Regions from separate parts of the Mus musculus genome. Here region 1 is linked to region 2. A link is a loop called in an ENCODE intact Hi-C map of the cell type or tissue named here. Cell type or tissue: left cerebral cortex. All regions are shown on one strand. Each heading gives the region's core, and the rest is flanking DNA. Links, peaks and the distances in the headings are about the cores only.

The links. Peaks named below come from ENCODE experiments on the same cell type or tissue, not always from the same donor. Only the 100,000 strongest peaks of a DNase experiment are listed, where the experiment ranks them.
Region 1: it touches region 2 in a loop (3.0-fold over the local background); 23 of 42 quality-filtered maps call a loop at or near these places.

Annotation. Positions count from the first base shown.
Region 1 is chr9:63,837,850-63,853,605 of GRCm38, forward strand. No RefSeq gene overlaps it. Among named protein-coding and RNA genes, the nearest start is that of Gm39359, 50 kb to the left of the region's middle. In left cerebral cortex, for the core only: CTCF peaks have their summits at 4,641 (motif pointing right) and 6,470 (motif pointing left); a DNase peak (open chromatin) is centred at 6,481.
Region 2 is chr9:63,623,172-63,638,927 of GRCm38, forward strand. Aagab (alpha- and gamma-adaptin binding protein) reads left to right here. Exons shown (of 10, transcript NM_025857.3): 6 at 12,134-12,216; 7 at 13,213-13,312. Among named protein-coding and RNA genes, the nearest start is that of Aagab, 28 kb to the left of the region's middle. In left cerebral cortex, for the core only: CTCF peaks have their summits at 9,064 (motif pointing right) and 10,156; DNase peaks (open chromatin) are centred at 8,994 and 9,922; H3K27ac peaks cover 1,504 bases.

The DNA of each region.
Region 1 (15,756 bases), core at 3,312-11,311, 210 kb after region 2:
TTCAGGGTTCAATAAAGCATCCAAGTCACCCAAGATAATAATGACCGATGACAATAATGTCCAAGCCCTTAGGACGGCATTGTAACCCACACGAGCACACAGAATATTTCCGGTCTTTCCCCAGGTTTTCAGTTTTTTGTTTTGTTGTTGTTGTTGCTGCTGCTGCTGCTGCTGCTGCTGCTGCTGCTGCTGCTGCTGCTGCTGCTGCTGTTGTCTGGTTAGAATCCCCCTGTGTAGATCAAGCAGGCCTCTAACTTTTGAGTTTTTCCTGCCTTTGCCAACTAAGCTGTTTTAGGTGACTGACAGACAGGAGCCACCGTATCTCCTCCCCTTCCTTCCTTCCTTCCTTCCTTCCTTCCTTCCTTCCTTCCTTCCTTCCTTCCTTCCTTCTTTCCTTCCTTCCTTCCTTCCTTCCTTCCTTCCTTCCTTTCTCTTTCTTTAGACTATTATAACTGTTCTTTCTCTTGTGGTGTGATTAGAACTATCCTCACACAGATGGAAAACTGTGGCGTCTGGTCCTGACTCCCAGCCTCCTTGACTCTGGAAGTGAGCTGAGAGCTGGATCCCAGCATCCTCTTTGCTGCCAGGTGAGACCTCAGGACTGTCCTGGGCTTGGCTGGCCCATGGCTCCTGGGACTCTGTCTCTGCTAAGTGGCTTCCTGATGCAGGGTGATGGAGAACTCCCAGGTCAGAGGAAAGCAATGGAATACTGCCTCATCTATCAAAGCAGACCACGTGAAGGCTGGGGTTCCTTGGCCTGAAGGAACCGTGGTGTGAAAAGCTGAAGGTTCTCTGGGGATGGCGTCTCTGCCCCTCTAGGCCTCCATACAGGGAGGGAAACAAGTGGAAATGGGGTGAACAACTCTCTGTGGGGTTCTCAGAGAGTCTTTGGGCCTCTTGTCTATGCCCCTTCTGAAGTGGGGAAGGGACAGCGGAGATAGCCAGGATTCTGAGACTGGTTTGGAAGGCACCTCACCCTGATGTGGAGGCTGGACCGAGTCAGCCTCTCTCTCCTTCCCTTCCCATATTACATACATATATACCACTAAACACTTAAAAAACTGGCAAATTCTACCAATCACTGTTGGTTAAGGGCTCATTGTGTTCTGAGCTTTTGCCTGCATTAGGTCACTCTCTGTCCTAACCCTGTGGAAATGTCCTGACTTCGGGCTCCTCTCCCCGAGGAAGAGGCCAGTTCACAGGCAGGTTAGGGCTGAGCCACACATCTGTGAGTCACACAGTTGACTTCCACTTCAAATGGCAATCTTTAATCGATTGGTAGTGGCTGCCTGTAGGGCAATATTGAAATCTGGAAGCCTCCCTCAGATGAACTAGAAAGAGTGCTATGATTGATTAATGATGCCTGCCAGCAGAGGCACAGGGAAGGGTGGCTTGCATGCTGCCTATATGCTATCTGTTCCTAAGACTGTGGGCCCCAGGGTGAGTTCTTCTGTCTTCCCACGTTGACAGAACAGGGGTAGAGAAAGTGCTCAGCTCTTAAAGGCTAAGGCTGACAACCAAAATGCCAGGAATTCAGTTCCCAAGATGACAGAAAACCCACCAGGAACAGCAAAATCATGACTACAGGATTGTTTTTGCAGTCTACCAACACAACACAAGTGGAAGGGACTGTTCCCACAGTTGTGCTTGCAGGGGTTAGTCATCCTCACCCTGATGCGCAGCTCTCCCTCCATAGCTCTCACCTGCCAAGTGCCCCCCGGCACGCTGACTAAGGCAGGCTGAGTCACACGGGGCCGCACGGGGGCTGGCTGGGGTAGCATGCGGAGGCACAGAGTCCTTCCTAACTGTAGACAGTGAATCACCGCATCACTTAGCACCAGGACCGCTCTATCCATGGTACCCCACACACTCAATTGCCTGAACCCTCTTAGTTCTCTGGACTCCACTGTGCCTCGTTAGCTGGAGTGAGATACTCCTGTTCGTACCTGTGGATGGCATGGCCTCCCTTCTCCCCTCCCACCCCACCCCAACTGGAAGAATCCTGAACTTCAAGGGCCTGGCAGGCCCAAACCCATAGGAACTTTCTTTTCAGGGGTGGGGATGAGATTAGGGTCAGGGAGGTGTCTAGGAAAACCGGAGATTAGATTCCGACTCCCAGGACCCAGATTAGGACCTTGGCTTTTCACTTATAGTTTGGAAGAGCTTGTCCAAGCTACTTAATCTCTCTGTGCCTCGTTTTCCTTGTCCCCTGAATGGGAGGAGATCATCTCTGCAGAGCAAGGTTCAGCACTGGCATATGGGCTCTGGCAAACTATGTAGGACCCTTGAGCTTCCCGGGGACGATGCAGGGTAAGCAGGCCAATTCGTTTCACAGATAAGGTCACCGAAGCTCAGGGTCAAACCCACAGGTAATCATTTCATTCCAGATCCTGGGCTCAGCCCAGGAGAATGTCAGGATAGGCAGTAAGATGTGACGGCAAGTGGGACGGGTGTTACAGCCATACAGACCATCGAGAGAGATTCCCTGGAGGGCAGTGGACGGTGGCGCAGGCCTTTCTTTAATCTCAGCACCCACGAGGCAGAGGCGGGCAGATCTCTGAGAGTTTACAGCCAGCTTGGTCTACACAGCGAGTTCCAGGACAGCCAACCAGGGCTACATAATGAAGAAAACCTCTTACAAAAAAAGAGTGAATTCTTGGACCACTTGGCGGGTGGAGGACATAAGCCAGAATTCGGGCATAAGCCCTCCCACATCCAGAGCACCCCCGAATTGGGGAGAGTCTGCTTACACCCAAGGGCACAACAATCTGTCCCGCCCTCGCTTAACCTCCTAGTCCCACCTCCTGCCAGAAGTGCAAGCTCTCTGTCTGGCCAGTGAGGCCATGTCAAACTCCAGTCCCCAAACCCAAACTCCAACCCTAAAGCAGCCTCCTCACGTCCCTCGTCCTCTCCCTGCCTTTCCCCCTTCTCTCAGGGTCTCTGCCTAGGGTCGCCACTGAGTCAGGCTCACTCAGACTGCACCTCATCACTTACCTTGTCTGTGTGAGCTTCTGTCCCCCTCAGGGTAGGCAGGCTGGGGCCCCCAGCAGTGGCACAGGCTGGGTACACATGTCAAGAGGAACGAGCGCCTTGTCGGTTGGTGTGCAACCCAGAAAACTGCTCTTCTCTTGAGGCCTCACCTTCCACCCTCGTGGAGTCGGGTTGCCTCAAGCTACAGTGGCCACTCTCTACCCAGCCTCAAAGTGACTTCACCGAGCAGCTGCAGACGGGCTCCACTCTCCCGCACACTCCCAGGCAGGCCCATCTTGCTTGCCAGTCGCTGATAATGTGTTTTGTCAACGAGAGATTCATTTGGAAGATCTTTGAGCGTGGGATGGGAGAGTGGGTCTCAAACCTGTGCTTGAGGCCAGGGCTGGAGATGTCTATGGGCTGCGGTTCCGGGACGTGTAAGGTTGAAAGGCAATGGAGGTCTGCACATGCGTAATGAAACCTAATTTGGCTGTTACCCTTGCGGTCCACTCCTGAGAGGCGGGGCCTGCATTCTGAAGCTGAAAGGCCACTAAACAAGAGCAGGTGAGGTGGGTTAAGTCAGCAAAGTTGAGGCAGGTTTTCCTTGGGTCACCGAATCCCCCCAGGTTGTACCTGGAACGCTATTCCCGGATCCCCCTCCTTCTACGCCTGCATGGCGGCTTCCAGCCCAGCCCTCTGAGTCTCCATGAGACAAGTGTTGTAACCTAGCCCTAAGCTCCCAAACCTCTATATAAGGTGTGGGGACCTGTACACTGTTACCCGCAGCTCTTCCTGGAGTGCCCAAGTATCTGAGCACCCCCAAAGAACAGCTCTGATTCCTGTTACCCACTTTAGTGAGCTGATTGACTCAGAACGGCCCCAGGTCCCTTATTGAACAGGCATCCACGGAGCCCATCGCTGAGCCAGGGGCTGGAGAAATGTGCATTGATTTGTTCCAGGGTGCCTAGCCAACCCTTTTAGTGACTTTCCTCTGGTATCTACATGTCAGCAATCTTCCTCAGAGCATCTTGTCCCTCAGGTCTCCCCTTTAAAGCCACCTTTGAGGCTTTACCTGCTAAGGGCCTGGAAGAATCCTTCCAACTTCAGGAACTGTATCAGTCAGGGAAACTTGGTTATACTGTTGTAACAAATATCCCTTCCACTTGTGAAGCTGATCCCAGGTTTGTCTCTTGCCTGTGAGCTTTTCAGGATGGCTACAACTTGTGTTTGTTCTCATCTTGAGATGGAGACTGACCAAACAGTCATCATGTAAAACTCTGCTGTGCCCACAAGGGAGAAGATGCTACAATCCCATATTCATGATAACATGACTGAGATAAACAAATTATATGCATTTTTCCCATAATAAGACCAGAGTAAGTCACCTGAAGCCATCTAATCCCCTAACACCTTACCTGGACTAGCATTAATGTCCCTTACACATTTGTGAGCAAGGCAGTAAAAAGCCACCTCCCAAGGGCTTCAGGACAATGAGCAGACAGGCTGGGATCTGGTGTAAGAGTTGTCCAGGATCCAGGGGCAGCCTAAGGTACAGGTGAAAGATCTCCGCAGAAGGGTTGTGGTCAGCAAACACTGTGAATGGAAAGTCCTGCCTTGAGTCACATTCATCTGTGATTTGCTTTTAAAAAGATTTTGTTTATTTTATGTATATGAGTACACTGTCACTGTCTTCAGACACACCAGAAGAGGGCATCAGATCCCACTACAGATGGTTGTGAGCCACCATGTGGGGGAATTGAACTCAGGGCCTCTGGAAGAGCAGTCAGTGCTCTTAACCACTGAGCCATCTCTCCAGCCCACCTGTGGGATTTTTTTTTTTAAATGAATGGTTGATGGCAGGTGTCACAGGTCCTCCTTGGCTGGATCCTTTGCAGAAAAGCTAATCTGTCTATCCTGGTTTTCTTTCTCATTGTGATGAAAATGCCCCAACGAAAACATCCCGTGGGATTAAAGATTGACTTGCTCATGAATCCGGGTTTCTTCCATCGAGGCTGGGGAACTTGAAGCAGCATGTCACGTCGCATCCACTAGAGAGCTGAGAGAGAACGAATGTGTGCACCAGACTCTCAGTTGCTTTCTCCACTCATACGATCCAGGATCCAAACCTAGGGAATGGTGCTGCCCACAGTGGGCTGGATCATCCCATCTCAATTAGCAAAAGCAAGGCAATACCCTCAACACGTGCACACAGGCCAATTGATCTAGACGGTCCCGCAGTCAAGACTCTCTTACCAGGTGATCCCACTTTCTGTCAAGTTGACAATTAAAACTATCCATCACGCTGTCTATCAAAGCTGTACTAGATTTCTCTTAGATGCCCAGCCAGAGTCTCATAGCCCACTGGGGATTGAAAGGGGCACCGGTGCCAGTCAAAAGGCGGTATGTCCCAGGGGTAAGATGGATGGGATGATATGCCATTGCTGTTTGTGTTGGAGCCCCTAGGGTTCTCCAAAGAAGCAGTGAACACACACACACACACACACACACACACACACACACACACACACACACCCTGCATTGACGGACAGGACAAGTGGGAATGACAGTGTGAAGTGATGGGGTATGAAGGTATGATGGAATGTTAACCCCGCCTTGGGAAAAGCCAAGAGTCAATCCAGTTTCCAGCAAACTTTCCCCCTCAGTTCAAAATACAGAGGTGGAAGTGCAGGATACAGATGACCTCTTGGGGGACCCTAGGGACAGAACCTGCCCAGTGTGAGGCATAGCCACCTGCCAGGGCAGTACAGACCTCAGGAGGGAAACGGACCCTGCTGAGGATCAGTGCAAGGACAGGGAGGAAGTGGCTGCTCTGGTCTGTGGAGGAGGGTGAGGCTCTGAGAGGTGAGGCTGGGACGCCTGGGGGAGGGGTAGCAGCAGAGACAGGCCACTGGTCACCTGAGGACCAATCAGTCTAAGTGTCCACAGTGACAATGGTGGATGCCTGACTCCTCCCTGTCAGTGAAGGTTCTAGAACAGGAAAGGTACCAGACTGAATGTCACTGGGCATCGATGGTGCCAACCGCTCACAAGGAGACCAGCTCCAGAGCCTACAGTTGCCTGGAGCCTCTTCCAGCAAGGGGGCTGTATGGAGACGCCTCTAATGTCCCTAGCTAGAGGTCACCTCCAACAGCGGTGCTGCAGAAAACCCGATGGAATAGACAGAGAGGTGACACCACCTGCTAGAAGATGTCATCGAGTGACCCTGGCCACTGAGGGTGGGCCTCAACCAGGTGGCACTGATGCTCGTGACTTAGATGTCCCTGAAAACAGGAACATACCTGAAGACTCACACACAGTAGGCTTGGGTCAGCATTCCAGCAGCATCTGTGGAAGGCTTAAATATCACGAGTAAAACATTCACAACTTCCCTACGGGTGCATCATTACTTCAGAATGAAAATTAAACAGTCAACCTACAGGTGAGATGGTGGCACTAGTTTGCGGAAAATACAGATGGAGTGTGTCTTTGTCTGTGTGTGAGCGCCCTCTTGTGGTGATCATGGCACAGTGCCGCACTTGACTAAATGGATTTCTTATGGATGGTGCATGAAGAAGACACCTCAATCAGCCTTTGCATCTACCCTGGGTTTCTTCTTACCTGGACCATAAAAATACTGGTGTCTTTTGTCTTTGAAGTCCCAGAAGTGCTGAGAACTATTCAAAGAACAGGCCCATTGTCTGTGCTAGTCTACAAACTAGCAATATGCTGGCTGGAAGGGCGAGACTTCTCCTGGCAGTGAGCATATCACCTTCCAACTCTAAACCTCCATGTGTACTACACTGAAGACCATGAAAAATGTCCATCCTTCCACAGGACGTAACAAGGGAAAGAGAGAACAGACCCCAGTCCATAGTCTCCAGGCAGCCACAAGTCCAGGGAAGCCTGGGTCACACCTACTGCCATGCCTGACTAGAATGAGCCCTCCTTGCTCACACATATCCTAATTTGGGAGGTGAATCATTTGTTTACTGGATGTCCAGATCTTCCCAGGAATGGTATGTCACTCACTTCTTACAGGACGTGGGGAAGAAGGCTCTCAAAAATTCTGATCCCTTGTCAGAGTAATGAGGGTAGCTCATTTAAACATCACCTCTAGCAAATCAGAGAACAAATCAGAAAGAGACGTTGGAAGTGGGAGGTGGGGTGGGAATGAAGTCATACCAAGCAGCAGGAGGCATAATGGCTGGCCATCAGGGATGCCCTGGGCTGAGGCAGAGGTGGGCCTCAGGACCCTGAGGAGGGTACAGATGAACTATCAAGAAGATAGTTAATGTTAGGGATTTTGCTTGTTGTTTTGACACAGGGTCTCATGTATCCCAGGCTAGCCTCAAAATTCACTGTGTAGCGAGGATGACCCTGAACTTCTTGATCCTCCTGCCTCCACCTCCTTAGTTCTAGACTTGCTGGTAAGCATCACCACACTGGTTTATGTGGTGGTGGAATTGAACCATGGGCTTCACGCACCCTAGGCAAACACTGTACCACTGTCTCAGCTGAGCCACATCCTTAGCCTGGGTATCAGGTTTGTGATAAGGAAAGAGAAAGCATTGTCTTGGGGAGGGGAGTCCTTTCTGAGTTCCAGGCTGGGGTTTAGCGGTGCCTGAGCTCAGCAGTCCTTGTGCATTTCAGAGTCTGTTGACCCCCAGGTTTGGTCTGTTGGGTGGATTTTTCCCCCCAGTGAAGAGGAGAACTGGAGAGATGGGAGCTTGAGGGTCGAGAAGGGTACTCTGGTCCCTGGAAGGGGATGGTTGTTTCCCTACAGAGCTGTGGGAAGTAGGAGAGTCAGGAATTCGGGGGGGGGGATGCACCTGTTTCCTGGTGTAGAGAGGGTCTTGATAGGCCAGGGGCAGGGGCCCAGGGCAGAGGATTTGGGGAACAGCTCCAAATGTGGCCAGCAGAGTGGAGAGGCCCATCAGCACCCCTTCCCCCAGCAAGACAGAGGATCAAGACCACGCCCCTTATCTGTCATCTGCAGAGGGGGGGAAGCACGAATGGATGCAGGAGACAGCATACGTCAAATGTTCATAGGACTAAGGTGGGACATGGGATGCTATGGAAACTGGCACTGTAAAAGCCTTGAGGTGGTGGTGGTGGTGGTGTGTCTGAGTCAACTCCCCTTTGAGAGTGGAGAACCACGGTCTCCAGGAGTCTCTGTAATGGCTAACAGAGCACTCCTGGCACTTTGGGCAGCTGCCTTTCTGTGGCCTTCACTGAAAAAGAACTTGTGGATTTGCCAAAGAGCATGCATACGTTTGTGGTGCGCTGAGAACTCGCATTCCCAGCCGCTAAGCTAATGCTATATAAGGGGCCATCTATGAAGGACTGAAAGAAACTCTAGAATCTTCTCATAGCAGGCGTGCTGTGATCAGACGACACCTGTGATCCCAGCTTTCAGGATGATCATGAGTTTAAAGCCTGAACTAAAGGAAGAGATCCTGTCCCCCAAACTCAAAAATAAATAAGTTAAGAATAAAAAATAGGGCTGGTGAGATGGCTCAGTGGGTTAGAGCACCCGACTGCTCTTCCGAAGGTCCAGAGTTCAAATCCCAGCAACCACATGGTGGCTCACAACCATCCGTAACAAGATCTGACTCCCTCTTCTGGTGTGTCTGAAGACAGCTACAGTGTACTTACATATAATAAATAAATAAATCTTAAAAAAAAAAAAAAAAAGAATAAAAAATAATTACTAAAGCCTCCCTCTGCACAGTCATGTTGGCCTTTCCTGAGCTGGGCAGAGTTCCCTCCACTGTGATGTGCAAATTTCCACACAGTTCTTCCACTTCCACTTAGAAGACCCAATGGCACAGCCCTCCTATTTAGAGGGGAAACTGAGGCTCAGATGTAGTAATGCCCCCAAGGTCTTGGTCACACAGAGGTGTCTAGACTCAACGGGGCATCCAGCACACGTGCCTGTGCACACACCTTGTGCTGGGGCAGCCTGGGCAGAAGCAGGGCCAGCCTTGTGCTGAGGCTGTGAACAGTATTGGGGAGTCTCCAGCGGGCACTGGGGCCAACCCAGGAGAGCTGGGACAAAGGCAGGCTCCTGAGAGAACGTGGACCTAAGCTCTCCAAACGTGCTTGACACTGGTAGCTGGGGACAAGGCTGGTCTATAGGAGACAAGGCTGACCTATAGGGGACGGGGCTGGCCTATAGGGGACACGGCTGACCTACAGAACACTGGGGCACCATTCTGCTGGGTCACCCTGCCCAAGAAGACACCAGCCCCTGAGACATGAAGTCACACATCAGAGTCACAATGGAAGGAAGCCGTCCTATCACCACCGTGGCTGGATCCAATTCGATGTGATCTTAGAGCCAGTGAGAGCCAATGAGCAGAAGGCAGCTTCGAGAGCGCTGGGCTCCTTGTTGCACAGATTCTCCAATCGAGTGGCCATGTGACTGAACGTAAAGTCATGAAAAAATGAGGTAACAGTACGATGTTTCTGAACACACGGTGCCCACAATTGAAGTATAAACCAAAAGTGTGCAGAAGTTGAGGTGTTTCTGGAAGCACTCACCCATGCCATGTGCTATGACTTTCCTGAACCCTTGGTTCTGGTAACACACTGTGTGTCCTCTGCGTGATGTGTGCTATCATGTCGACCCCCTAAAACCACATGTCACCATGTAAGACCAACAAACAGTGCCCACTGAACACCTGGGTTCACATATAAGGCTCCTCTGTGGATTTTTTTTTCTTTCTGTATGTGAAAAAAGTTTTGTTCTTGTAGAAATGTGATTTCAAACTTTTATAAAGACATACATATTACTTTTATGTATATGTGTGGTTTGCATGCTTGGGTTTATATGCACCACATGTGTGTAGAAGCCCACAGAGACCAGAAGATGGCACTGGATTCTCTGGAACTAGAATCACAGATGGTTGTGAGTCACCTGATGTGGGTGCTGTGGATTGAACCTGGGTCCTCTGCAAGAGCTGCAAATGCCCCTAACCACTGAGCCACCCCTCCAGCTCCCAGAACATAATGTTTGAACAATGGAAACACAGATGTTAATATTCTCCTACCCTCATTCCTTAGCACATCAATATCATGTTAAGATATGTTTGGATTACAGCGTGAGAACATTGAGTCTCAACCTGTGGGTTGCAAATATCAGATCTTTACATTACAATTCCTAACAGTAGCAAAATTAAAGTTATGAAGTAGCAATAAAATAAGTTTATGGTTGGGGGTCACCATAACACGAGGAACTGTGTTAAAGGGTCACAGCATTAGGAAGGTTGAGAACCACTGTGTTACACTGTTTGATTATAAAAACTGCTGTTTGAATTGTTGCCTTTGGGTCAGAGAATGGCTCTGTGGGTAATGGCTTTGACACCAGCCCCTGAGACATGAAGTCACACATCAGAGTCACAATGGAAGGAAGCTGTCCTATCACCACCGTGGCTGGATCCGATGCGATGTGACCTTAGAGCCAGTGAGAGCCAATGAGCAGAAGGCAGCTTCGAGAGCGCTGGGCTCCTTGTTGCACAGATTCTCCAATCGAGTGGCCATGTGACTGAACGTAAAGTCATGAAAAATGGGGCAACAGTACGATGTTTCTGAACACACGGTGCCCACAATTGAAGTATAAACCAAAAGTGTGCAGAACTTGAGGTGTTTCTGGAAGCACTCACCCATGCCATGTGCTATGACTTTCCTGAACCCTTGGTGGCCACCCTTCTGCTACTTTGCACTACATAGTTATTGAAGTGACATTTCACTCACCTCCAACGTTTATAAAATCAAAATATCCATCGGCTCTGAAAGCATTGAAGACGCCATGTTCTACGGTGTCCGGAGGCCAGCAAGAGTCCATCCTTTCTGTAAATGCAAGCAAACACATCCACCCCATTGCCCTAAACTTCAGTTTTAATAAATGGGAAGGTTATGTTTGCTAGGAACTCTTTTAAAATAAACTTCTCTGTAATTTATGATCAATAAATGTTTTAACTAACATGCCTCTTTCATATGCTCAGGGTCACATACATTTCTCAAGCAAAAAAAGGATTCTCAAGAGGAAAAGGTTTGAGCAGTATTGACTTAGCATATGCTTCATCTATATGAACTGGCTTCATTCGAAGATCTGGACTCACAAGCACAGAGAGGTTCAGGAATACGCCTGAAGCCACACAGCATCCCAACTCAGGTCTCCCTTCCTCCCTTTACGCTTTAGCTTATTCCCAAGTGTGCTCCACTGCTGCCCGTTGCTGTCCTCAAAGGCCTAGTAGACTAAACACTAGGGAAGCTTTTAGCGGAGCAGTTATCCTCCCGCTAGTCTATCAGACGTCATCTTAATCCATTTTGTGAATCGGTGACCACGAGGCTAGGCAGACACAGGTCCTTCGAACCCTTTTATCTTGAACCACTGCCTCAGGGGTGTGTTGAGCTGCACGTAGGATAACTGCCTCTCCCAGGAGAAGGCTGGCGTGGTGACTCAGACATGCAGGAACACAGGCGCCTTCTAGCACCTGCTCTGCCACACTGAGCAGGTAACTTCCATGGTCATGTTTGCAAAAACAGCTGCAGTCCTTACATCCCAGGCAGAAGAAAAGGAAAGGGAAGAGCAAAGTGACTGGAACCCAGAAGCCCTGGCAGCATCTCACAAAGACTAGACTTCAGCTGACCTCTCACTGGGCGGAAATACGTCACATGACTAGCCGCAGCGGACCTTGGGAGGTTGAGTGTTCGAAAATATACCGTCCTGGGTGGGAGTGGAGCTTTCTGAGTAAGGAAGCAAAGAATACTGGACAACGTAGACATCCTTTCCTAACTCAGGGGGTCTGAAGTGAGGCTCGGAGCTTGGAGATGACTCAGGGGTAAGAGAGCTGGCTGCTCTTCTGGACGACCAGGAATGCCATTCCCAGCACCCAAGCGGTGACACACAGCCATCTGCGATTCCAGTTCAAGGGGATCTTTCGCCCTCTTCTGGCGTCTGTGTGTACTGCATGCATGAGGTGCACAGACAAGCAAGCAAAAACACACACACTCACACACTCTCACACACACTCACACATACATTCACACACTCACATACACACTCACACACTCTCTCTCTCTCACACACACATATATGTATAAAAGTATATATATATATGTATGTATTTTAAAGGTCCATTTATTTTTAATAACTATATCATCTTCCTTTTATTTCTCTACCAAGTCAAAGCCCCCTCACTCTTCAGGGACACAAAGGAGCCCGACTCGGCTATGCTCCAGGTTCCTACAGCCACCTCCTCCGGACACAGCTCCTCTGTAGTGAGGACCACAGATAGCCAGCTCCTTTGCTGCGTCACCTGTTGCTAGGAAGGGAAGGGCATAACTCATTTGCATATACATGTTGCCACCAGGACAAGACTCAGCCCCAAACCCAATTAACTGCCCAAGAGCACAGCGCAGACAGAAGGGTGTAGAACCCCTCACTTGGTGATACCAACATAGCCAGTAGAACACAAAGGGCATTTTTAACTCAGTCCCTGGGCACTGTGGTGGAGGCAGGGCTGAGGACAGGATGATCCAGTCTAAACGTCACTGGTATATGGGGCCAGCTGCCTGTCCCTTCCATCAGCCTTATGCCTGACTTCCTCCATTCAACTTCAAACTGCGGTAGATGAGGCAATATCTCTCTATGGTGAGGGAACAAACCTCTCTCATGGAGCCCCACCCTCTTGATCTAACCTCTTTCTCACACTGTCACACTGAAAGGACAGATTTCAACACACAAGAGTGAGGCCACCAATCCATTACCATTCACTTCTGTCCACCCCCCAGATCTGTGTCTCAATCTAGAAGGGAGACACATGCCATGTCTACACCTACCCTCAGCTCAACCCCAGGATAGGGACAGGCTCTGCATGGCCCAGCTTAGGTCAGAAGCACCTGGTCTAACCACGTGTGTCCTCCACAGAGAGAGAGGTCGGACCCTGAGTAGGACAGCAACAAAGGCCATTCAACGGACGCCCCACAATGACACGCCTATTCCCCTTAGGGTGCTGTCCTGTATCAGACATGACCATTCCACCTTTCTGTCTTTTTGGTGCTGGACTGACCCCAGGATCTTTTTTTTTTTTTTTTTTTTTTTTTTGGTTTTTTGAAACAGGGTTTCTCTGTATAGTCCTGGCTGTCCTGGAACTCACTTTGTAGACCAGGCTGGCCTCAAACCCAGAAATCCACCTGCCTCTGCCTCCCAAGTGCTGGGATTAAAGGCGTGTGCCACCACCACCCGGCTGACCCCAGGATCCTGTGTGTGCCTAGCAGGGTCCCCACCACTGCCCCATGCCAGCTCAGCCAGCAATGTTGCAGACAGAGGCTCACTAGAAGGTAGCTGGGCTCAGTCACCATGCTTTGGCTGTGGCTGCTGTCACCCTGCCACGAGATGCAATCAGACAAGCAGGCTGGGAAGCCAGGTCCCTCATGAAAGTGCCTGCCTGCTCTCACAAGCACGAGGGCCAATGTTCAGGTCCATGTAAGAGGCTGGGCACAGTGGCACGTGCCTGTGGTCCCAGTGCTGCCATGAGACAGGAGGCAAAGATAAGCAGAGTCCCTGGAGACTGGCTGGCCTGGTATTGGAGCGATACCAGGTCAGTGGGAGACCCTGTCTCAAACAAAAGATAAATGGCACAGGAGAAAGGACACCTGAGGTGTCCTCTGATCTCCTCATGTGTACACGCTGACCCACACATGCTCCCATACACATATGCACACACATATGCATGCACACACACACATGCATGCACTTGCGCACACACACACCAAGCCTGCAGAATTGTGGCAAGACCATATATCCTTTGAAGCCAGCTACTTTTTATCTGACCCTTTAGAGATGGAATTTGGCTGATGGCCTTTTTAGAAGTGGTGTCTTTCTGGGAGAGAGGAAGGGAATGCTGCTTATTGTAGGGCACTGGGTGAATGAATGAATGATTAATTAATTAATTAATTAATTAATGAAATGAACAAACGCAGCTCCAAAAAAAAAAAAAAGAGGCTGTTGGCTGCCAGTCTTGGGAGGTTGAGTGGCCGACGCCACGGGCCCGCGCTCTCCCTCCCTGCACCCAGCCTGCTTCAGATCTTAATTGAGCACCAGGGGATGAGCATGATTGGGAATAGCAGGTGCCAGGACGCTGTGAACATTAGGGAATAGTCACTTGGCAGGCTCCAGAGCCGCCAAGCCCGAGAGTGTGGGCCCGGCCAGATGTTCAATCATTACCACCCGCTCTTCCTCAGAGACGTTTTAAGGCGACATTTGTTTGTTGAGGAAGCACAGCTGTTCCTGGGGAAATGGGTTTCCCTCCTTGGGGCAGAGGAGTGGAGGAGGGGCCCAGAAAAGAAGGGACCCTAGGGACCTTGAGGTGGGTGGCAACTAAAGCTGCCCGTTCAAGCACAACTCTAGCATCCTGAGCATCCAAGGCTGTGATGTGTTCCCAGTTCCTGCAGAGCCTGAGAGTGAGGCTCAGAAGGGACAGAGTGACACAGCCACGAGGCTTAGCAGTGGCAGGGTCCAGTTCCTGACAGCCATACTCAGTGGCTCAGCCTGAGGTGCCATTCTTTGTCGGTCCGCCTGAGCACTTCTGTCTCCTAGCCTGTGCAGGTTTCTGCCTCTGGGTCTCATTTTTAGCAATTCATATCACTGTCTCCTGCCCTTACCTTGGACTGTGAGGACTACTGCTGTGCCATCGTGGCACGACTGTACCTGCCTCTGTGGGTGAGCCTTTCTCTGAGTCATTCCCTGTGTCTCCTCACCCTGAACCCTTTGTGCCCAATGCACATCAGTGACACTTTAGTGTCTCAAGCTGGGCCTGGGTGATGCTGAAGCAAGCTTTGGGGGCAATATGATTCTTCTCTTCTAACATATTCTCTCTCTCTCCCTCTCTCTCTTTCTCTCTCTCTCTTTCTCTCTCTCCCTTCCTTCCCTTCTACCTCTCTTAATTGTGTGTGTTTGTGCATGTATACCACATACATGAGTACCCCCACATGTAGGCCACATCTCCCATCATTCCTCAGGCACCATCTTCCCTGGTTTTTGAGATAGGGTCTCTCATTATTTTTAAAGTATTTTATGTGTATGGGTGGTTTTGCCTGTATGCATGTCTGTGCACCACATTAACACCTGGTACCTGTGGAGGCCAGCAAAGGGTATCAGGTCCCCAGAACTGGAATTACAGATGTTTGAGAAGCACCTGTGGGTGCTCAGAATCAAGCCAGAGTAATGTGAAAGAGCAGCCAGCGCTCCTAACCACTGAGCGACCTCTCTCCTCCCAGGGTCTCTCCTTTTTACCTAGAATTCAACAATGCATTTAGGTTGGCTGGACAGCAAGTCTCAGATTCCACCCATCCCTTCTTACCACCACACTGAGTTGTTTACATGGCTCTCAGAGTCACACTCAGGTACTGCAACAAAATGTCACAGGCTCGTTGACCTGTCTTAGGCTCTCACCATACTGGCCCTCCAGGTTTTCAACTGAGCTGTGTGTGCAAAAGTCCTTCCTGTCAGATCTGGGCAGTCATGGGTTCTTGGCGTAGACCGATCTCTTGGTGTTTGTACTGGGCCATAGACCCTGGGCCCCAGGCAAGTCACAGCCTTTCTCCTGGTAACCACTGTGAGACTCCAACTTCTGAGCCTCCCGAATAGTCAGTCTCTGGAGGAGAAGATGTGGTTTCCAGATATCTTTATCCCTTGAGAGAAGCAGATTGGCTGTTCTCAGTTCTTCCCTAGGAAAACGGAGCCATTTTAAGGAAGGGGGTTAAACAAGAAGGGCCTGG
Region 2 (15,756 bases), core at 5,128-13,127:
GGGCTGAGAAAGGGTAATGGGGAGGGGGATGAGAGTGACCGAATTGCATGACAAATACATTACATGCACATAGGAACTCATCCGAAAGCAACAGCAGTGAACAAGTTATGTTTAAAGCTACCATGCACTCAGGTTCTTGCACTGCTAGGTGTGTTCAGTCAAAAAAGCATGTCCGTGCATGGCATCCTTATAAATGCTCAAGCAGTGTTGTGCACGATAGCCCATGGATGAGAGCAACTCCAGAACCAGTGGGCATCTCATTCAGCAGACTGGGTGACTCTGCTCTAAACAAGTATGTGCAAGCTCTGCCAGGGCGAACCCACCATGCCACCGCTTTGCCCAGAGCTTTTGTGTCATTGTGCTTTGTGGAGATATCTAGAACAATTCAATCCATAGCGGCAGAGTATGGATTAGTGGTCCCCGGGGCTGATGGAGAGGTTGCTAAGGAGATGGAATTTCCTCATCAGAACATGAAAAGCGTGTTTTTGACTTAGTGCTGATCATTGCAGAGTTTTGTGACTATACTAAAAGCACTGAATTCTATACGTAAAAGGGGTGGCTTTGATATGTGACTGGCATTTCTCATATCCTTGAGTTAGATTATGTTCGTTATCCGATTTAATTTCACAGCATCCAATAAGTGTTAGGTGCAGAGGTTAAATGACTTTGCCTGAGGCACAGAGGTCAAGAAGTGTCACACTCATTACCAGGCTGGCGACATGCAATCCCCAGGGAACTTAGTAAGTAGTAGTGCTCTGGTCATCCGCCCCCAGACATTCTGACTGGTTTGTGGTGACGCTCAGCTTCCCAGAACCCTGTATGCTTTGAACTCGGTGCATTCAACTCGTTATGTTTATAAATTACTAAACCGTGTACGTGGGATGGGGTACATGTGTGTGCAGTGCCTGTGGAGTCCTGAAGAGGGCGTTGGATGCCCTGGAATTTGGAGTTATGGGCAGTTGTGAGTTGCCTGACCCGGGTTCTGGGAACCAAACTCCTCAGGGCCCTCTGAAAGAGAAGCGCACGCTTTTAAACACCACACTGTCTCTCTAGCCTTGGGCTATATTTTTGACCTGTATGATGAAGTTGGTCTTCATCAGCCACTTCCAGTCCTGGCTGCACATTGGGAACTTTTGAAACCGGTGCTGTCTGGGCCAATCTACTAGTGGGTGGCAGCTGCAGTGTTAGGAGCTGCAGGGACTCGCTTGTAGGCATGGTGAGACGTGCTGGCACAAAGTAGTCATCTAGTTTTGACTTGTGCCAGTGTGCTTGATCGGGGAGAGTGAATTGAGCATTTTGAAAGCTGCATTGGCCTCCGATTCTATAGTCACCAAGAGCCTGTATTTTCTCATTCCTGAATCCTGACTTCCAAAAGCCACAGGAAGAAAGACAAGACAGGACCAGTATTAGTTCACCTTAGGAGAGGTGAAGGCAGGGTGTGTGCCCCTTCTTCCTCCTCCATACCTGTGACTTGTGTTATTAGCACAACACAAAGGTCACCTGTGCTCCTTGGCATCTGCCATCATATAAGAGTGTTGTCAGACCCTGTGCACTTGGCCATTTGGAGGCCACTGCTGGCCTCCAGTCTCTCCTTGGTGTAGACTTTAGGTTCTAGTCTGAAGTTCATTCAGGCACTAATTGCTGAGCACACACTGTGTTCGGGGGCCCGTGCTTGGTTTACACTGTTGAATAGTCAGTGTCTGCACTTACGGGCTCCCTGTGGGAACAATATTCACTAGGCAACAGGACACCAGTGAGTTATGTAGAGTGCTACAAGGTGAGGGGTGGTGGGAAAGTAAACCGGAGAGGGCACTGTGGCTTGGGGTAGATTGCAGTATAAATAGGGTAGTCAGCTTAGATCCCTTGGCAGGTAGAGATTTAGACCTGGGAGAAGAGCATCTTGACAGGGCATGCAGTAAGGTGAGAGCACCCTGGCATTTGAAGGATAGCTAGGTGCTCCCTATGACTACAGAGGAGAAGAGATGGGCGAAAGATAGAACACTTGGATATTTAGGGCTCTGCAAGACATCTTGATAGCTTTGGCATCCACTCAGGTAAAACTAAGCACTTTGCCAAGGCTTTGAATAGAAGAGATGGCATGATATAACTGAGAGAGGACTGACTGCTGTGTGATGGAGAAGAACAGGAGAAGAAACCAATCTTCCAGGTGAGAGAAAGGCGACTGTAGGCGTACCTCAACTGAGTGATTCTTAGTGGAGGCCCAGGAGGGCCAGAAGAATCTGTATCAGGCACTACACTCACCTCTGGGGGGATGCTGAGTGGGTCGGGGATGCCTCTCTCAACTGCCCTGGGCAGGAAACTCTGAAGAGCTTCTGGACTTGCCTGTTAAATAGTGCAGGAATAGCACCATGGCATCTGTGCCAGATGGTCACCCACCCTTTCTGACTGAGTGCTTTTAAGTAACAGCTCAGAGCTGTGTGCAATTAATCGCATAAAGAAATCAAAGGCCTCGGCAGATAGAGCTGGTCTTCTGGGCAAAGCTGTTTCTTTTACTTTGTGCTATAATTCTGAAAACAGTGCTAAGACATTTTTCTCTGTCCGTGATGTGCGCTCCCACGTGTCTACTCCAGTACCAGCTTTCCTAGTGTACCTGTGAGGTGAAGAAAAGTCTCGTGGAAGTTGTGTGCTGGGTGTGGTGGCCCATGCCTGTAAGCACAACACTTGAGACTGAAGCAGGAAGTCCCTGAATTTGAGATCAACCTGACTGTATAATGAGATCCTGCCTCAGAGAACTGGACAAAATTTGGTTCAGGGTAACTGAATGATCAGTGAAATGGGAAGAATGGTGGCTGTCTAGCGTAAAGAGAGGAGATTGCATTGGCTACACATACATGTATGCATGTGCACATGTGTGTGTAAACATGTAGTTTGTTAAAAACTCATATAGAGTTAAGCACAAGGTTAAGAGAAAGATGCTTAGGAAGAAAGCAAGATGCACCCAAGAGCATGGTGTGTGGGTTTGTTAAAGAAAAATTATAATGACCTTGTAGGGTTACTGTTGGGCTCTTTTGCTGCATATGAATATGTAGTCACAGTTGCAGGAAGGGAGGGGGCTTATGTACTTGTGTGTGTTTGTAGAGGTCCAGGGTTGACATCAGTCACTCTCCACTTAGTATTTTGAGGCAAGGTATCTCACTGAACATTTTGGCTGCTTTGGGTAGCCAGCTCTCTCAGGGCATCCCTGTCTCTGCCTCCCACATGCTGAGCTTACAGATGGGTCACCATACCTACCTAGCATTGAACTCCTCTGGTCCTTGCACTTTTGTGGCAAGAACTTTACCCTGCTGAGCCATCTCCTCAGTTCCTGTCCTTGTGTTTTATAGGATGTAAGGGACATTGCTTTCTTTGACACAATTGTGTGTATGTATTAGCCTGAGCAAAACATTAGTATCTCCATGTATGCATTTGCTACGGCTTCTTTCTTTTACAGGAAAAGGAGGGATTGGGGAGGTGACTTGTCCATACACAAAGCAAGTTAGCTAAGGGGGTACAGGACCACAGGTCTCCTGAGCAGGAGTGTTGCTTCCATTGTACTGCGGATGCTTAGCGCAGTAGTTATGAGTGCATGAGAGAGCTGACCACACAGAGAGGGAGTGGCCCTGTCTGCAGGCATCCACTGGTGTCTCAACCTAGGTGCTCTGTTGTGAGCAAGACTTGAATGAAACTGACTGGAGGTAATGATTATAGCTGAGGTTTGAGGTTTCTCTTGCTTATTGTTTTTAAATCCTTTTATATTATCTGAATAGCATGAAGTTAGTTCTAACGCATTGTCCCTGAACTTAATCCAAAGAAGGTCCAGCTAAGCTTCCTGCTAGCTAATGCAACAAACAGTGATGAGTTACTTGTGGGTGGGAGCAGTGTGTTTTCTTTATTCTACTTGAAGTCAGGGTGGATTAGCATTCTCTTCAGTTTGAATTATGACTGGCTATACACCGTAGGTACTCATACCAGTTTTAAAAGCAAACATTAATTTATATAGTTGTAGACAAATCATTGTTTTGTCCCTCTTTGCTTATTAGGGGAATATGTCCTGAGAAAGAAATCATCAGATGAAGCTATCATTGTATGAACATTGTGAGATGTGCTCATACAGACCCAGAGGGTATAGGTCAGTCACCTGATGCAGCCTTCCTGTGTAGTCACAGAACACAGGAGGCAGGAGTAGGAGGCTGCTGTGAGTAGTTCTGGAATATATTTTCTCTTGTAAGTAGAGATAACTATAAAAACCACAGTATAAGTGTGTAAACCAGCATCATTTATTATCATTTTCAAGTAGTGTGTGCAGTGCACACTTGTGGGTGGTCCCGTGATGGGTGTGCAGTGGGCCTGTTTATGCTGGGGGTCACCATGGCTTTGCTGTAGCACATTAAGGCAGTAGCAGGCAGCAGGCTTCTTCAGCCCTGTCTTAGGCACTGCTCTGTTGCTGTGACGTGATGCCATGACCCAGCAACTCTTATAAAACAAAGCATTTAACTGGGGCTGGCTTACAGTCTCAGAGGTTTGGTCCATTACGATCATGGCAGGAAACATGGCGGCATGCAGGCCAACGCTGAGCAGTAGCTGAGAACTACACTGTAGACAGAGAGAAAGACACTGGGCCTGTCTGGGCTTTTCAAGCCTCAAAGCCCATTCCCAGTGGCACACTTCATCCAAATCCTTTTCGTCTTTTCAGATAGTGTCACTCACTGGTGCCTAAGCAGTCAAACGTGAGCCCATGGGAGCCATTCCTGTTAAAACCACCACGAGCTTCTTAGGTTTTTTAGACCACTGATGCGTACTGTGTTGCAAGCTATGGTTGGCCCAAATGTTATGCAGTATATGACCATGCTAGAAGGATATGCAGATCTTCCTGACAAAGACTTGTGTGCTGACTTACAATGGAGTTTCTGCTGTTGGCACTGTCAGTGTCGTGTTTCATCCGATGAAACATTCTCAGTGAATGTTGATGCTTGGGAGACAAACGAATTTCTACTTTTCTATGTTTAAGGCCCAGCTCCACACAGCACCTGACCAGGGGCAGCATTATCTGTGGCGTTGAACTGCACCTGGGAGAAAACAGTGCCTAAAATATCCCTGGTGCCCAGAGCTACCAGGGAAATGGCTGAAAGTCCCAGACACCATTGTGTGGGGAAGGTCAGACTTTCCGGGACCCATAGTTTCCATTCTGCATTAAAGATCTCACCACAAATGGTCTAGGAAATGAGGTGGGTGGGACCCATACTCACATTGGGGCACCTTTGGGGCTGTCTAGCCTCTTCAGTTTGCTTACCCTTCCTTTGCTGTTATGCCTTAACTTTGCTCAGTCTGAGCTCAGGCTGCAACTCAAGGAAAGTATGTAAATGGCATCTCAGCCCCTTGCTCTGTTCCCCAAGCTCCCACCAGAGTCTGGTCTGTGGCTTGAAAACCAACCAATAGGGTCTGATATTTATAGTTTGGTAATATCCCTTACTTATCACTGCCATGAAAGTAGATATGTGACATGTTTTAAGTTCCCATCCCCTCCCCTTTGAGGTTCCCAATAGTGTCTCTCATTTGGTCCATCAGAATGCCATATTGTAAAGTACTTGGCTTGAGGCAGGGCCTTGAACTTGGGTAGTACCTTTAAGAGCTGGGTAGAGTCTGGAGCACTGTGTTTTAGTTCAACCTTTTTGAGACCTATGCATCATGGAAGAAGGTAGTATACACAACACCTTTGCTAGGTGTCGATTTTATGTTACATAGTGTTCCTGTCCCTGGTTTCATAAACTGGACACTAGCAAGTTCTGTGGAGGGTTTTTTCTGCACTGGTGGCTTCTGGGTATTACATCAGATAGCACTGTGGTAAATGAAGAGGGAGGGGTAACCAGGGAAGGGGCTGGTAGACTCACAAATGCTAAAGGGTTGCTACTCCACCCCGAGTGAGCAGAGCTTCCATAGTGGGTAGAAGCAACTCTTCCACACAGCAGTCTTCCATTTTCCCATTACAAACGAGATGAATTGAGAATCTGTGAAGCATCACCTAAATGATCATCTATTGCCCCTGCATGTCCTGAGTAAATGATTGCATGGTGGAAGTTCCAGATCCCAGATCAAGCTGGCCTTTGTAATTGATGGAAAGAACAGAAAAAAGAAATGAGTGCCCACTTACAAGGTCTGTTTTCATGGCTGCCTGAGATGTTCACCTGAGAAAGTAGATATCTTATGCCTTTCACTTTTAAAACGTTATATCAGCATCAGCATCATCACCGCCACCACCATCACCACCACCACCACCATCCTTGTCATCATCTACTTAGCTCAAGCTGGCTGTGAACTTGATGCTCTTGCCTCAGTAACCCAAGCGCTAGGATTTCAGGCCTGTGTCACCACATCCAGCTCTGTATACACTTTTAAGAAGTGAAAAATGATTAAATAAAAATTTGAACCTAATGTCACAGAAAAATAAAGCATCAAATTAGTGAGAGGACGACTGGTCAGTGAAGAGGGTTCTAGACAGCCTGCCTATACCTGTGTGACTTTGGGAGCTCGGCTTTATGTCTCTGGACCCCAGTGTCTAGTTTCAGGGGCAGCATCCACTGTAATGAATGGCATTTAATCCCATAAAGCTGTGCTGGAGTCCAACTTTTAAACTTTACATTCAGGAACCCCAAGGCATGACCTGAGCACTCAGACTGTCCCCTCCCTATGATGGCATTGACTACTCCATGTGAATTAAGGCTTAATGAGTGAAAGGAGTGTTAGCAGAGAGGATTGTAGGAAATTAGTTAGGGTAGGAAGAAATGATGTGCCTTTCAGGTACGGCCTCCAGGAGTGTCACACACAAAGCACTGGTAGGTGTTCTCTTTCAGGTACCCTGGTGGCCATGTTGCTGACCACCCTGCTCTCCCACCATCATCGTTTCCAAAGTTGGTTACATACTGCGTCAGGAACCACCTCCTTGGAGTCTTCACTACCGCTGTCCCCCACAGTGGGGTCTCAGTGGCTGGTCTTGGTGGCCAGCACCCTTTGAAGGTTTTTCTGGCACTGCACTCCAGGTTGAGGAGGTGGGACCCACACACAGTAGGGCCTTCCTTGCGGCTTGTGCAGAGCTCTTCCCTTATGATGGTGCTCATTCCCAAGTTTAGTTGAGTCTTCAGGCTGTGTTTGTGCAAAAGGAGAAGGGTGCTCACCCAGCTCCCACTCACTAGTGCCCTTGCCGCTGTCCTTTCCTCATGCTTCATTCTCTGCAGCGAACGTAGAGAGTGGGGAAAGTGAGGCCTTACTCCTTTCTCAGGAATGGCTCTTGACTTAGAACAGCTCCCCTGTGTCCTGGCAGCCAGAGAGCAGAGGTACAGGTCCAGACTCTACCACAAGCCAAACCACTGAAGGGCTATGTGCAAGCGAGCCCTAAGTAAGCGTTGCTTTAATGATGTACTCAAAATTTCAGCAGTTGTTCAGAGAGAGAATAAATAGGGTTTTATGATTTTATGGTTTGTTTGGTTTGGGTTTTTGTTTTTTTTTAACATGCAGGGTTGTTTCGCTTACGTGTATGCCTGCATCATGTGGGTCCAGTGCTCACAGAGGCTAGAAGACAGCATCAGATCCCCTGGGACAGGACTTTAAAATGGTTGCGAGCTGCCACTGGGTGCTGGGAATTGAACCCTGGTTCTCTAGAAGAACAGCCAGTGCTCTAACTGAACCATCTCTCTAGTCTCCTGTGGTGTTGGGGTGTTTGTTTGTTTGTTTGTTTTTAGTTGTTTTTTTTTTTCTAAACTCACCAGGAGGAAATAGAATATGCTATAAAAACATAGACTCTTTTTCTCGGTCCTGGTGTCAGCATTTGTGACCTTTCTTAAAGGTTGTATAACCCAGATGGTATGGCATGGCCTAAGAATATCACTAAACAGTGGGTGTGATGTCTCCATGAGCTTCGGAGTGCTTGGCTGTGGTTAGAATGAGTGGCCCTGGTTATCACAGCATGTAAATGGAGAAGACTAGCTTCCCTGAAAGGAAGGCTTCATACAGAGTGGGGAAGGACATAAGAACACCGTGACGGGCTGGAGAGATGGCTCAGCGGTTAAGAGCGCCGACTGCTCTTCTGAAGGTCGTGAGTTCAAATCCCAGCAACCACATGATGGCTCACAGCCATCCGTAATGAGATCTGATGCCCTCTTCTGGGGTGTCTGAGGACAGCTACAGTGTACTTACATATAATAAATAAATAAATCTTAAAAAAAAAGAACACTGTGACGTACAGAGCGTGCTTGAGCTTATTCCGGTGAGGCCTCGTAGTTGCTGCTTTTCAGAAGTAAAACTGAAAAGTGAACGCAACGTGTTTAGCAGGCCACATAGGTTCCGGCCTGTGGCCAAGGACATTCTTAACATTTGACAAATCTGTGCAAATAACAAACACTGCTGGGTTGGGGTTTTTTTATTTTTATTTTTTGATTTTTGGTTTTTTTGTTTTTATGGCATCATTGTCTCCCATCTGTAATTCACTGGACCACTGGAATGGAGCCGGATGTTTTGGGGACAAATTTAATACAGAGTGGTTCCTCTTTATCTGTGGTGTGGTTACCTGCAGTCAACAAACTACCGCACAAGTTTTAGAAATAAATAACTCCCGTTTTCAACTTGAGTGCTTTTCTTAGTGACAAGGTAGTGTAGTGTACCATTCCTGCCTGAGCAGGTGGGTTGACCTCGTGAGTAGCCCACCCCACACGTTGCCACCTGCCCAGAAGGCAACCAGTGGCCATCTTGACTGTCATTTGACTGCTGAGATAGTTCAGTGCCTGTGTTCACATGATCCCTACTTTGATAATAATGGCTTCAGAGACAGTGCTAATGATGCTGGTTGTCTAGGCAACTGGGATGAACTGAAAAGAAGCCATCCAAAACTTACTAGGTTATCTCCTCCCACGGCCACGTGAGGAGTAAGTTCGGTACATGGACATGTCTGCAGAGAGGTCAGCTGTCCCACAGAGCTCTGTTTAGAGGTGGGTTTAATTTTTCTTTCTTCCTTAATTTTTTCTGTGTATACTTGGTCCTTAGTGTGTGTGTGGCACTGTGGGCCTGCAGTGCCCACAGCAGCCAGAAGAGGTTACCAGATTCCCTGAAGCTGGAGTTATAGAAGGTTGTAAGCCACCATGCAATTGCTGGAAACCAACCGTATGGACAGCCAGTACTCTCAACTGCTGAGCCATCTCTCCAGTCACTAGAAAACTTCTATTACTGTATTCTGCTTTAAATACTTGTTTTATTGTGGTTATTGTCTTAACTGTGTCTAACTTAAAAATTAAACCTCATCATAAACATGTAATATGGGCTGAAAGCCCTTGACCCAAATGCTTAGGACTAAGTTTCTCAGGTTTTTAGACTTTCTGCATTTTGGAATACTTACACACATGTATGCAGGACATACGTCCTGCTTGTTTGAGTCTTCTGTGCACTCATGCATGCAGCCTGGAGGTAATTTGGAACAGTGCCTTTGTTTTGGTGGCATAGACGTTCCCACTCAGGCATCATGGTGGTGCCAGAAAGTTGAGGGTTTTGGAGCATTTTGGGTTCTGAGTTAGGTCTGTTTAACTTGTTTAGGGAAAAACAGTAAGAGGGTGGTTTGGGTATAACCACAGTAGTGCGGGCCCGGGTGTGCCGGGCCTTCACTGGGAGCAGTGACTGCTCTTCTTATGCTTCCTGACTAATTTCTTTGTCATGATGACTTGGCCCCTCCTGCATCTCCGAAGTTGTAGAAGAGTTCGCTGCTGCGTAAGAGCCTGGGTTTGTTCCTTCCTAGTCTAGTGTATGGTTTCAAAGGACCGTCTCAGTAGGAGTAGCGTCCCCATGCCAGAGCCTGGGAGGCTGGGGGCTGAGGGCGAGAGAGATTTACATAATTCTTTTCCAGGATAGTGGCGTGCAGTTGGTGCCCGTGGGCAGAGCTGTGAAGAACACTGAACCAGAAGACCCAGTGTATAAAATACCAGCCAAGCCTTTTGAGCAACACTCCGTGCAGGCCGTCTGCTTTGAATAAACAAAAGTGGATTCTTTTCTCAATTGTATAAATGTATGCGCCTCTGACTTCCTTAAAACATAAGCAGAGGAACATAATGAACCCTCTGATGAGCGGACTGAATCCGCCCACCATTGTTCCTCAGAAAGCACTGAGCACAGCGCCCTCCAGCTTATTCTAAACTCGTGGCTCATCGTGAACTTTTTAGGGTTTTAAAATTTAAGGATTTTATATATATATATATAAGAAAAAAGTGCTCGAACACAGCAAATTCCAAGATGCGTGAGGAGAGGAGGCTGAGAGTCTCTTCTCAGCCATGGCTTCTGGGTCAGAGATCTCGTGCTCAGTGGCCATTGGTGCACAGAGCAGCAGACTGAGCTCAGCCCTGCGAGGTTGGTTTGTCTGAGGTCATGCAGGTGGGTGGGGCCGTGAGAGAAAACTAGGGTTGGTCCCAAGCTGTCTCTTCCTGCTACTCTTTTTCTAACAATTTTACCTATTAGCATTAGAGCATTAATCATTATTCTGCTGATGTTAATATTGTGGCTAAATGTACATAGCATAAAATAATAATTTTTTAAAATGGATGGTCATAGAAAAAATAAAGGTGCCTAAGGGTTTATAGTGTGTTGTAGGGTTGCATGCCTCTCTGCCTGGCTCTGTGATCACTGAGGTCATATGCCCTACCAGCCTGCCAAGTTCAGGGAATGCTAACCTATAGAACTGGGATTTGCAGTACTTATGAATTAGTTGAAATGACCCAGACTCCAAGTTGTTTCCAGTAATAGAAGGGAGGCACTTGTGTTGACTGTGCAGTCTGCCTTTCATTCCAGTCAACCACTCATGTACTCTCATGACAGGTGAAGTCCCTGAGTCCTGGACATACACAGCTCAAAGAGCGAGAGCTACCTGCCGCTGGGGTGAACCTGTCCTCAGGCTCTGACACCCTTAGAGGTGGGTGCCCTGCTCCAGGGCTGCAGGCTGCCTTAGGCCCCGTCTGATCTCAATGCCAGCTGACTGAAACACTTGCTGGAAACTGAGATGAGTGAGCCTCTGCCTAGCTTGGTGACAGTGAGCCTTACAGTCCTTGAGGCTTGGGCTCTCCTTTAGTCCATGTTCTTGGTGATTCTTTAATTGGTTTCAGACACTCTGCCCTACAGCATGGGAACCCTGAGTGAGGGTGGCTCCTCGGTAGCAAAATGACAGCTGTATTCTAAAGTGTCACACTTTTGTCTATACAGTAGTAATACTTTCAAGCTGATATATAGAATGTTCTGGACTTGTAATCAGCATCAGCTATTAAAACACTGATGTCATAACTTGCAAATGAAGCCATGGAACGGCATCCGTGTGTAATAGCCTGCTAGTTTTTCACCTTGACCAATATTCTGTCATTTAGATTATTCAGAATTGAGCGACTATGCATATGTCAACTTTGTATCACTGTTACAAAATGGAGATGATCAGCCTACCGGACTCAGTTCACTTTGGCTCAGGGTTACAGTCTGTCGTTGATTAGCCTTGTGACTTTGGACACAGTGTATCATGGAGTGTGTGTCTGATGGAGATGACTGTTCATCACATAGTGGCCAGGAAGCAAAACAGAGAGAAGAGGCCCACACCACTTCAAGGGCCTGCGCCCAATGAATGACCTTCCTTCCTCTATGTTGTATCACCTCCCAGTAGCACCTTGAACACACAAGCCCTTGGGACATTTCAAATTTAAACTCTTTATTATTGTTGTTGTTGTTGTTGTTTTATATATATGAGTATGCTGTCTTCAGAAGAGAACATCAGATTCCATTACAGATGGTTGTGAGCCACCATGTCCTTGCTGGGAATTGAACTCAGGATCTCTGGAAGAGCAGCCACTAAGCTCTCTCACCAGCCTCAGATCTAAACTTTTTTTTTTTTCAAGACAGGGTTTCTCTGTATAGCCCTGGTTCTCCTGGAACTCACTTTGTAGACCAGGCTGGCCTCGAACTCAGAAATCCGCCTGCCTCTGCCTCCCGAGTGCTGGGATAAAAGGCGTGTGCCACCACGCCCGGCCAGATCTAAACTCTTGCAAGCATGGGTAGAGGTGGAGTTGAGGACAGAGCCTTTGTTTCCATTGTAGCTGTATCAACAGCATTCATGATGCTTTCTCTTCAGACAGGAGCCAGGGCTTCAGCCTTCTCAACTCACTGGCTGGGGCAAACCGCAGAGTTGCATCAGCAGAGAGCTGTCACTCTGAGGTAAAGAATTTTCACATCTTTTCTACTCCTTGACTTTAATACCCTTGTTACAGATCTTTACACATTCGTCATTTCTCTCATTTCCATTTAAGAGGCAGCAGAGATCTCAGCACTGAAGGGAGAGTCTGAAGTGCCCCATTGTGCCTAACCCCTGCTGAGGGAATGCTAGCCCATTCCCTTGGCAGGTTTGCACTCAGGGATATCCTGCAGGGCTTTTTTGTTTTGTTTTGTTTTGTTTTGCTGGAACACTTTTTAAATATCTTACATAGAAAATAAAAATGATTCTTTTTCAATACTGTTTATCAAGGTCGTCCCAAGTTGGCTCTGAGTGAGCCGACAGTCTGTCTTCACCCCCCTGTCCTCAGCAGCTCCATTCTGAGGTCACTTGGTGAGCCTGCCAGACCCAGGTGCCATGGTGCCCCGCCACCATCATCCTCCCAGACACTGAACTGTTTGTGTTATATCAATGTTAGTTGTCTGGGCATATGTTCATGCTTGCTTGTGTATATGCAGGTGTGTATGGAAGCCACAGGACACCAGCAGGGTCATCCTAAGGATCACCAACCATTTTCCTTTGAGACAGGAATTCTTACTAAGCCCAGAGCTCACCAATTAGGCCAGTCAGCCCTATGGAACCTCCTGTCTCCGCCTCCCCGTTGGTTACATTAGCCTTTGTATGTGGGTCCTGGGAACCCAGTTCCAATCTGCAGGACAAGTCCTTTCCTGACTGACTGGCTCCCCAGTGATGCAAACAAAACGTGTGCTAGCACTCTGTAGCAAAATCTAACATTCATAGTTTCTCCTTGAAAAGAGTGCAGCTGGGGCAGTGGCTTTGCAGCTGTTTGTGTCTGAATGTGATCTTGTTCCTGTTTGTCTCCTCCTGCAGGGTCTGTCAGTGCTTCTCCACAGCGAGCTGGGGGTGGGAAGAGAAAACCCTTTTGGGATTCTCACTGAAATAGCTTCCTGCTAAGTTGTTGCTTCCCTGTATTTCCCCAGCAGCAGGAGCCGTCGCCAACAGCTGAGAGGACAGAGTCCCTCCCTGGCCATCACAGTGGTGCGTGTGGCTCAGCAGGCGCACAGGTTGACAGCATTGTCGGTAAGGTCCTCCATGAGCTCCCAGAGATAGCAGCAGAATTCAGAACACGGGAAGAGAAGGGACGTGCAGTCTTCTCTCCTTACCTTGTCCCTGCAGTCGGGGTCAGCGGTCACTGACCCATTCCCATCCGTGCGCTTCCATAGCTCATCCAGCTTGTGTCCCATTCTGACATTCAAATGGCTGTCTGTGAGGGCCACCTGCGACCTCTGTGCCACTAACTCTAGTATTTCCCATCCTCATCCTGACTGAGCGGCCTTCAGGACTGTGGACAGTGCTTCACTGAAACGCTGTCTTCTCTTCACTTAGCAGCACAGCATCTCCTGGTCTCCCTTCTGCATGCTTTTGCAAGGCTGCTCTCCTCCTTTTCCCAAGATTTAAACACTGCTGTCTTCAGTGCTCCATCTAAACTCGTTTAAAAAAAACTTGTTATTGATTCTTTGTGATTTTCACATCATGCACCCAATCCCATTCATCTTGCCATCCCTCCATATCTGCCCTCCACCTTGCAACCTCCCCTGCCCAACAAAAACAGTCTCTCTGTGAAACTGATGTGTCATGGGATGGGGTGTCCTACATGACAACACAATATACCTTTTTGCCCAAACAACTTTTCTTGTAAACCGGGACTCGTCTCGGACTGTGGTGTTGCCCTGTGTCCTGGAGATCCTGCAGCTTTGGACCCAGAGGACCGGCCCCTTTACACACTCCAGCATTTCATGGTTGGCATTGATGTTGGGGTGGAACAACTCAAAGCCCTGGATCTGGGTCTGGTTGGTAGCTGAGTTGGTCAGCCTGACAGCTCTCCGACTTTCACACCATCAGAGCTAACTCTCCATGACTGCCCAGGCAAGCTCTCCCAATCTCACACCCTTAGGACCAGCTCAACTGCAACCCACATCAACCAGGGCCTGCTCTACTGTACTGCTCAGGCGAGGTGCAGGACCCATACTGCCAAGTACTGCAGCCACAAGGAGTGGGGCCAGCGCTCTTGCTCTCAGGCCCTCTGGGCAGCCCTCCCAGGATGCTCGGCAAGGGGTAGAGCGAGCTCTCCTTAAGCTCTTCCTTTTAACATATTTTTAAAACACAAAGTGACCCTGTCTTTATTTCTAGCTTGGTTACCATCTCTCTGCTCAGGTAAATCAGAAATATGACCTTACGCCTATACATCAATAGCCTACCTGATGTGCACTGAACTAAGACACATTTATGAACCCAAGTGCACTTAAACAAATTGTATAGCAGTGTGGTAAATGAAAGGTATTGAAAATCGCTGTCCTTGTCTTTCTAGAACGTTTAATAGTCAAGGCTGTAGGCATTAGAATGCCATGGAATTGGGTTAAAGTGAAGACTGTACCTCAGGTAGTGATAGAGCCGTGAGTGCATGATTCCCAGGGTCTTTTGAGCAGGAGTAAGCAACCTGCCCTCCCAGGGCTGTAGAAAAGCAGAAGTATATTCGGGTAAGTTAAAGTATCCCATGGTGATGAAGGTATGGCTCAGTAGTGCAACTCATTCACAGAACGCCTCCTCCTAAGCGTGTGCAAGGCTCTGGGCTTGACCCCTGGTGCTCCTGAAATGGGGCTGGGAGTCAAAGGAAGAAGAATGGATGGACAGAGCAATGCATGGAAGGGAAGGGAGAGGGATGGACAGATGGATAGATGGAAGGGAGAGGGAATGACAGAGCCATTGGACAGATGTATAAAGTGAGCTCCTCTCAGTACTCTGTGTTCACTACAGTGGTGGCAGAGAATGTTAGAAAACCAAGGAGCCTACACAAATGCAGACACAGCTCTATCAACGGTGGGAAGGATCTGAGGAGCCCTGGATCCTGGGTGGTCAGGGAAGCTCCTGTCACTGTGGAAGAAGGAATATGGCAGGGCTGGAGAGATGATTGAGCGTTAGGCGAGTGCAGTGCCCTATAGAAGACCCAGGCTTGATTTCCAGCACCCTGCCTCCAGCTTGAGGGAGATCCAAAGCCCTCTTCTGGTCTCTGCTGACATATATCCACTCACAGAAACACACGAATATGCACATAACTAGAGTAAATCTTATTATTTTTAAGTAATGTACTGAGGCAGAAATGGTGAAGGATCCATATTAAGAGTGTATTAAGCAAACGTGGTTTAAAACAGCCCCGCCTCTGGATAGTTCGCTGGCATTTAGGTGAGTTCAGTTTTAAACATAGGTTACTCTGTTTTTCTATGTTTGAGTTGTAGACAGTGATAACTGTCCTAATAGGCTTAGACATATGTGTGGCCATCATAATATGGCAGGGTTGTTCCCTGTCCCTGCTGAGTGTGTAGTAAAGGGAGAGCATCTTTCAGAGCATTCTCCTGTTGCTGGGACAAGTCGCAGCTCTACAGGGAACAGTGTCCTCTACCTTATCAGCGCTGTAAGGATGAAGCTGTGCCCTGTAGGGAGGCTCCAGCAGCCCCACAGGGCACAGC